2 separate regions of the Homo sapiens genome follow, and region 1 is linked to region 2. Evidence: read pairs that join two places in POLR2A ChIA-PET (ENCODE). Cell type or tissue: OCI-LY7. All regions are shown on one strand. Each heading gives the region's core, and the rest is flanking DNA. Links, peaks and the distances in the headings are about the cores only.

Region 1 (3,635 bases), core at 1,136-3,635, 290 kb before region 2:
GAGGGAAATTTATTTCACATAACAAGGACAGAAGGTAGGGTGTTTCCAGGACTGGTTAACTCAATAGCTCAATGTTATCACCAAGGATGTGGCCATGTGCTTTCTATCCTGCTCTACCATTTTCAGCAAGTGTCAAAAGAAGGCTGCAGTGGCTCCTACCATCACAGCAGACACAACATCAAGCAAAGACAAGACATTTTCTCTCATGCATATGAGTTTTTCTCCCCTGGTTTAAAAAACCTTTTATTATGGAAAAGCTTTACCATTACAAGAGTGGGTAGAATTATATAATAAATCCCTGTACACATTATACAATTTTAATAATTATCAACTCACGATTAACCTTTTTCATCTATATCCCACCTATCACCACTTCCTATCAGATTTTTCTGAGGCAAATTTCAACCATCATTTAATTTCATCCATAAATATTTCAGCATGTATACCAGCATGCAAACCGTTCCAGACTTTACCCTATGTATCTCTTCATCTGTCTATTTGTATACTTTAAAATATCCTTTGAAGGCTGGGCGCATTGGCTCACACCTGTAATCTCAGCCCTTTGGGAGCTTGGGCAGGAGGATTGCTTGAGACCAGAAGTTGGAGACCAGCCTGGCAATGTAGTGAGACCCCCATCTTAAAAAATAAAAAAAAATAAAAAATAAAAAAAAAATTGGCCGGGCACGGTGGCTCACGCCTGTAATCTCACCACTTTGGGAGGCCAAGGCCGGCGGATCACGAAGTCAAGAGATCGAGACCATCCTGACCAAGATGGTGAAACTCCGTCTCTACTAAAAATACAAAAATTAGCTGGGCGTGGTAGTGGGCGCCTGTAACCTCAGCTACTCGGGAGGCTGAGGCAGGAGAATCCCTTGAACCCGGGAGGCAGAGATTGCAGTGAGCCGAGATGGCTCCACTGCACTCCAGCCTGGTGACAGAGCGAGACTCCATCTCAAAAAAAAAAAAAAAAAATTAACTGGGCTTAGTGGTGGGAGCCTGTGGTTCCAGCTACTTAGAAAGCTGAAGTAGAACAGCAAACTATCGCAAGGACAGAAAACCAAACACCGCTGTTCTCACTGATAGGTGGGAATTGAACAATGAGAACACTTGGACAGGAAGGGGAACATCATACTCCGGGGACTGTTGTGGGGTGGGGGGAGGGGGGACGGATAGCATTAGGAGATATACCTAATGTAAATGACGAGTTAATGAGTGCAGCACACCAACATGGCACATGTATACATATGTAACAAACCTGCACATTGTGCACGTGTACCCTAGAACTTAAAGTATAATAATAAAAATAAATAAATAAAAAATAAAAAAAAGGAAGCTGAGGTGGGAGGTTCCCTTAAGTCCAGGAGGTCAAGGCTGCAATGAGCTGTGATCACACCGCTGTGGTCCAACCTGGGTGACAGAAGATGACTCTGTCTCAAAAAAAAATAAAAAAAAATTTAAAAAAAGGGTCCTTTATAATAAACTGGTAAAAGTGTTTCCCAGAGTTCTGGGAGCCACTCTAGCAAATTAATAGAACCTGAGGAGGGAGTTGTGGAAATCCTGATTTTTAGCTGGTGGGTCAAAAATACAGGCAAAATAACCCAGGGCTTGCAACTGGCATCAGAAGTGCAGAGCGGGTGGGGAGCTGTCTTGGGGGGTGAGCCCTCAACCCGTGGGTGTAATGCCCAACCTTGTTTTTTCCTTATTCACCAGGCCTTGTTTCTCCCTTAGCTAAGAGAACAAGACAAACTCCATCTTGGCTCTTTCACTGGCAGCCTCTTCCTCAAGGACTTAACTTGTGCAAGCTGACTCCCAGCACATCCAAGAATGCAATTAACGGATAAGATACTGTGGCGAGCTATATCCGCAGTGCCCAAGAATTCGTCTGATTGATAACGCCCAAAGCCCTGTGTCTATCACCTTGTAATAGTCTTAAAGCCCCTGCACCTGGAACTGTTTACTTTCCTGTAACCATTTATCCTTTTACCTTTTTGACTACTTAACTTCTGTAAAATTGTTTTAACTAGACCCCCCGCCCCCCTTCCTAAACCAAGATGTAAAAGTTAATCAAGCCCCTTTCTTGGGGCCAAATTTTGAGCGTTAGCCGTCTCTCGGTCGCTGGCTAATAAAGGACTTTTAATTCATCTCAAAGTGTGGCGTTTTTCTAACTCGCTCGGGTACAACATGGGATCTGATGCTGTCTCCAGGCAGTGTCAGAATTGAATTGAAGGAAGCCATCTGGTGTCCACTGCAGAACTGATGGCTTGCTCGGTATTTGAGGGTGGGGAGAAACATACACATTTGATCACAGCAGTTTTCTGTGTTGATTGTTATGGTGTGAAAGAAGAAGTAAGACAGTATTTTCCTCTCAAGTCCCTTTGGGGGAAGAAGGGGAAGAATCTTCACAGGCTCTTCCTCCTAGAGAGCAAGCCACTTATTCAGACAGTGACTCTAGATCTAAAAATTGCCTCGGTTCTGGAAACGGAGCAAGGAATCGTGGTGTTTTATTGGAGTGACCACCCTTAGCCTCCTGCCTCTCCACTGTCTGTTGTTGTTGCTGTTGCTTTAGATGTTAAGCAGGACCCATGCTGGCTGCCCCTGTATTTTGCTCCTAGGGATTCCCTGCTCCATTAACCACATCCACAGTCCTGCAAACCAAGCTCCTTTGGATGCCCCTCTACCTTGCCAGTTGTTATGGTAATGACAGTCTCCCGGCTCGTGGTGCTAAATGCTGCCGCCTGGCTTTGTTTCAGGGGACCCATCATTCCCACACTCCCAGTTCTGGGACCTCTCTCCTACCAACTGTGTTACAAAAAAGAGCCACACCAACGTGCCCAGGGATGCCGGCACCCCTCTGACGGCCTTGATAAAAGATGTATCCTAAGCCCTCTCATGGAAAACAATCCTCTAGCATGTCTTCTGACCTTACTAAAACACATCAATTCAACACTCTCCTCAACCTCCTTATTCCTTCCTCTGCCATCTGCCAGGGCCACCCAGGCATCTCCGCTTTGCTTAGAATTGGCTATCATTTCTTCCAGGCTTCTAAGAGCCATCTCAGCAAGTGTCCATTCCCTGGAGTTCTTGCTGGGTGTTAAATACCATGTTCAAGAATCTACCCTGAGGTCAGTGAATTCTTGCTCACCCAGATTTACCTTTTGGCTCTATTGACCAAGCACCTTCAAAATCCAACCCCAGGAGTACTCACCTGGGTCCAGCCTGTCCGTGCCAGCGGATTCTTGCCATTTTGGGTGTGTGTTGTCTCTTCCCCTACTTATGTTACCAGAGAGAAGGTCCTAAATGCTGCCAGGTGCGGTGGCCCACGCCCGTAATCCCAGCACTTTGGGAGGCTGAGGTGGGTGGATCATCTGAGGTCAGGAGTTGGAGACCAGCCTGGCCAACATGGTGAAACTCCATCTCTACTAAAAATACAAAAATTAGCTGGGCATGGTGTTGGGCGCCTGTAATCCCAGCTACTCGGGAGGCTGAGGTGGAAGAATCGCTTGAACCCGGGAGGCGGAAGTTGCAGTGAGCCGAGATCACGCCACTGCACTCCAGCCTGAGTGACAAGAGCAAAACTCCATCTCAAATTAAAAAAAAAAAGTCCTAAATGTGATGTCCAGGTTCTTGGCGTATTG
Region 2 (4,869 bases), core at 1,192-3,691:
ATAAAAATAGGCATCACCAGAAGGCTAATATTACAGGTACGGCATCATTCCCTTAACATGCATTGTTTTAAAACAACCCTGTAAGTTCTGTCATTAGCTCATATGTCATACAAAATCACAAGTGCTGATAAACAGATCAAGTGAAAACAAGAACCCCACATCCTGTTGATGGGTGTAAGTTTCCCAGAAGGCAATCTGACCAAAACGTATTTAAAAACTTCACACTTACACTCTCTAATCCAATAATATTTTCTAGAATTCTACTTGTAAAACAATATGGGCTGGGCGTGGTGGCTCACGCCTGTAATCCCAGCACTTTGGGAGGCCGAGATGGGTGGATCACGAGGTCAGGTGTTCGAGACCAGCCTGGCCAACATGGTGAAACCCCGTCTCTACTAAAAATACAAAAAAATTAGCCGGGCATGGTGGTGGGCGCCTGTAATCCTAGCTACTCGGGAGGCTGAGGCAGAAGAATCACTTGAACCTGGGAGGCGGAGGTTGCAGTGAGCCGAGATCTTGCCACTGCACTCTAGCCCAGGCGACAGTGCAAGACTCCATCTCAAAAACAGAAAGAAAAAAAAAATCTGAAATGTGTGCAAAAATTTCTGACTAAAGATGCTCCTTGCATCTTAAAAATAACATTGGGAAACTGGGAATAACCTATATGAACAACGTAATTTATGGTGAAATCATGTAGCAAAAAATTATAAAGCCGTTAAAATATTATCTATGGAGATGTCTTAATAGAATTTACAATATAATTGAATGTACAGTATAGTTTTCATAAGCAGAATATAATCTATATAATTCTATCTGTAATATGTATTATACATATAAAGAAAGCTAGATCATATAATCTTAACTATGTAAAAATGCCAAAGGAACAAAAAGCTAGAGAGATATAGCTCAAAAGGTAACTGATTATTATTAGAAAATGGGATTATAGACTTTCTTTCTTGTACTTTTCTGTATTTTCCAAATATTGAACAATGAGCATGTATTATTTTTTCTGTATTGTTTTTGTTTGCTAATTCTTCTTAAATTTGTTTTTTTAACCAATAGTATAAGTCACTCTTTTGGGAATACAGTTCTATGAGTTTTGACAAATGCATGGAGTCGTTTAAGCATCGACACAATCAGGATACAATATAGTTGATTGCCCCTGTGAGTCAAACCACTCACCCACCCTTAACCCCTGGAAATCACTGCATTCCTATAGTTTTACCTTTTCCCAGTATCATAGAAAGATTAGTATGTACCTTTTGAATCTGACATCTTTATCTTAGCATAATATATTTCAGATGTATTCATATTATCATCTGTATCAATAAATCATTTCATTATTGAATATGCCACTGGACAGATGTACCTCAGTTTATCAATTCTCCAGGTGAGGGACACCTGGGTTGTTTCCAGTTTCATTTTGTATTTTTTAGACAGGGTCTCACTCTGTCGCCCAGTTGGAGTGCAGTGGCGTGATCTTGGCTCACTGCAACCTCCGCCTCCCGACTTCAAGCAATCCTCATGCCTCAGCCTCCCCAGTAGCTGGGGTTATAGGCGCAAGCCACCATGCCCAGCTAATTTTTGTATTTTTAGCAGAGACAGGGTTTTACCATGCTGGCCAGGCTGTCTCGAACTCCTGACCTTAAGTGATCTGCCTGCCTCAGCCTCCCAAAAGTGCTGGGATTACAGGCGTGAGCCACCACCACACCTGGCCCTGCTTCTAGGTTTTACTGATTAAGAATAAAGCTGCTATAAATATTCATGAACAGATTTTTGAGTGACCGTGAGTTTTCATTTTCTTGGGTTGCGATTACTGAGTCGTATATTAAATGTATGTTTAACTTTATAAGACACTGCCAACTGTTTTCCAACATGGCTGTACCATTTTACATTCCTACCAACAGTGCGTGTAAGATATCCAGTCCCTTGTCATCTTCACCATGTCTTGGTATCGTCATTTTTTTTAGTCACTCTAACAGGTACACAATTTCACTGATGACTACTGATATTGAGCATATTTTCATGTGTTTTTTGCCATCTGTATATCTTATATCTTCCTTGATAAAGTATCCATTCAAATCTTTTGCCCATTTTTAAATTGGGTCATTTGAGTATTTTATTACTCAGCTTGAGAGTTCTTTTTATACATTCTGGATCGAGTCCTTTGTCAGATATGCTATTCACAAGTCTTGGTTTTTTTTGAGACAGAGTTTTGCTCTTGTTGTCCAGGCTGGAGTGCAGTAGCACAATCTCGGCTCACTGCAACCTCTGCCACCCGGGTCCAAGCGATTCTCCTGCCTCAGCCTCCCGAGTAGCTGAGATTACAGGCGCCTGCCACCATGCCCAGCTAATTTTTGTATTTTTAGTAGAGACGGGGTTTCACCACATTGGCCAGGCTGGTCTCGAACTCCTGACCTCAGGTGATCCACCCACCTTGGCCTCCCAAAGTGCTGGGATTACAGGCGTGAGCCACCACACCCAGCCTATTCACAAATCTTTTTTCCCCAGATGGTGGGTTGTCTTTTCATTCTCTTAACAGTATTTTTTGCAGAGAAAAAAAAATGTCAACGTTACCAAAATCTAACTTAAATCAAATTTCTCTTATGAACCAGACTTTTGGTCTTTGTGACCAACTAAGGTCACAAAGATTTCCTCCTATGTTTTCTAACAGATTTTTTATTAGGTTTTACATTTAGGTCCATGATCCACTTTGAGTGAATTTTTCTATATGGGGTGAGGTATACATAAGGATTCAATTGTTTTGCACACAGATGTCTAATTGTTCCAGCACCATTTGTTGAAATTGCCACTACATCATACTCCACTGAACTGCCTTTATACCTTTGTCAAAAATCATTTGGCCATATTTGTATGATACTATTCTGGAATATCTCCTCTGCTCCATTGATCTATATGTCTATCCTTTTGCCAATACCACACTGTCGTGATTACTTTGCTTTAAAGTAAGTTTTAAAATTAGGTAATGTGAGTCCTCCAAATGTACTCTTTTAAAAAAAAATTGTTATTATAGTTCTTTTTGCCTACTATAGTATCTCTTTTAGCTGATTCTCAATTTCTACAAAAATATACAATAGATTTTTTATTGAAGTCGTGTTTAATTCATGGATCAATTTGGGAAGAATTGACATCTTGAGTCTTCCAAACCTTAAATATGGATGATATGTTAGTTTTATAAACAGAGGTTTTGAAACCCTTATGAAATATCACATAATGCTCATTCTCCTCCCTCTTTCTTCTGCTTCTTTTTTAGATTCTACTGCAAAGCCACAGAAAATGACCAGGAAACATGATCTTTCTTTTTAAAATCTGGGTCAGTTTTCCCAAGGCACTGAGGGAGAAAATGGTCACCTCACATATGAGGTTTGTGTAGTGGAATTTTCCTTCTCATTTCTGCAGAATATGTCAAGGTCTAAAATCCCATTTCACAGCCTGCGGGCTTGTTCCTCCTTTGCAAGCAAGGCTAGAGGTATAAATATTGCAATAGAAATAAAATGGAATGAAGAATAGGAGGATGAGAATGCAAGAGTTCATAAGGCCTGTCATTCTAGTCTAGGTCCTGCACCAAACCCTCTTCACGGCGGGGGAGAAAAAAGAGGAAAGAGAAAGATGCTATGGGGTATGGGAGGTGCCAGTAAATTGGTGAGGGTAAGGGCCTGTGAAACCCTGAGGGCTAGGGTGGCCAGGGGACACTTTTGACACAAAGATGCCTCCGGCTCCATTTCAAAGTGTCTGTGTTGCTAGACGGTAAACATTTGCTCTCCCATCTTCGGAAAATTACCTTGTCCCCCCCAATCTTCTGTGTGCATGATTTTTGAGACACTGGGAGAAAGAGCTGGATTTCACAACTAAACCAACCAAGTGCAAAAGAAAGGCAGCCACTGTGAAAACTGGAGCCCAGAGTAGAGAGGCCAGGAGACCACAACATCAGCCCAACAATGAAAGAGAACCCTGGGGAGGCTTGGGACTCCACGAGCGACCTGGGAATGATGGCTAACTTTGCCTAAATACTGTCTTATGTTTGCTTAATGTCTACCTCCCCATTAGACCGCAGGCTCCAGAAGGACATTCCTTCATTCCTCCTGGCCCCCATTACACCTGAGGAGCTGCGCAGGATGCTGCGGCTGCAGCAGTGGAGGTGGTGGCCTGGTTCTGGCCCCTAGGGACCTATGGCCATGGGCAGGGGTTATCCCCACTCCTTCATATCCCATCCTTAGACCTGGCCCAGTGCCCAGCTCCCGCAGGCCTTCATGAAATATGGTTAGTCTTAAATTGGGGATTAAAGAGGAGAAACAGGCAGAAGGACCTCTTTCCCCACAGCAATTTAATTAATTCTAGCTTCCCAGGGTATTGAAAGAGAAAGCTAAAATGAATGTGAACTGATCTAACAATAGGTAGAAAAAAACAGACACACAATCCAAAACCTGGGCTGGACAGGTTCAGTTCAAATAACTGAACAAAGAAATCCAGAGGCAACTCTTCTAAGCCTCTGTGCTCATTTTGAACACCTGTAGTTTGTCCACATGCATACAGTTTGTACTTATAACTCCCTCACAGTAAAGTCCTCTAAATACAGAAAGTCTTCTATACTAAATAAAAGTGCATAGTGGTGCTGCCACCTTGCCATGATAATGGGAGGTTATAACTTTATTAGATTATTAGACTTTTTGTTTGTTTAAGACTCTAGTGCTTAGCATGGGAAATGCAATTAGGCAAACATTTCTTCCTTAACAGGCTTATTATCCTTATTTAAGAATTATGTATGTATTATTTCTGCATGTTTAAAGACTACAAAGTAAATCCTCTAGCTTTAGCTAACAGTTTTTCTTTGGAAGAAAGTGACTATTA

The links. ChIA-PET counts read pairs that join two places held together with the same protein. Peaks named below come from ENCODE experiments on the same cell type or tissue, not always from the same donor. Only the 100,000 strongest peaks of a DNase experiment are listed, where the experiment ranks them.
Region 1: POLR2A ChIA-PET joins it to region 2 with 12 read pairs; 4 of 35 experiments call an interaction of 5 or more read pairs at or near these places.

What each region holds. Positions count from the first base shown.
Region 1 is chr3:183,112,269-183,115,903 of GRCh38, forward strand. It overlaps LOC105374247 (a long non-coding RNA gene), which reads left to right. Exons shown (of 3, transcript XR_924772.3): 3 at 1,729-1,985. It also overlaps a transcript of MCCC1 not described here. Among named protein-coding and RNA genes, the nearest start is that of MCCC1, 15 kb to the left of the region's middle. In OCI-LY7, for the core only: no CTCF peak of the experiment used is centred there; a DNase peak (open chromatin) is centred at 2,353; H3K4me3 peaks cover 1,552 bases; H3K27ac peaks cover 1,068 bases.
Region 2 is chr3:183,404,302-183,409,170 of GRCh38, forward strand. The region is part of intron 1 of MCF2L2 (MCF.2 cell line derived transforming sequence-like 2); the gene reads right to left. Among named protein-coding and RNA genes, the nearest start is that of MCF2L2, 22 kb to the right of the region's middle. In OCI-LY7, for the core only: no CTCF peak of the experiment used is centred there; no DNase peak of the experiment used is centred there.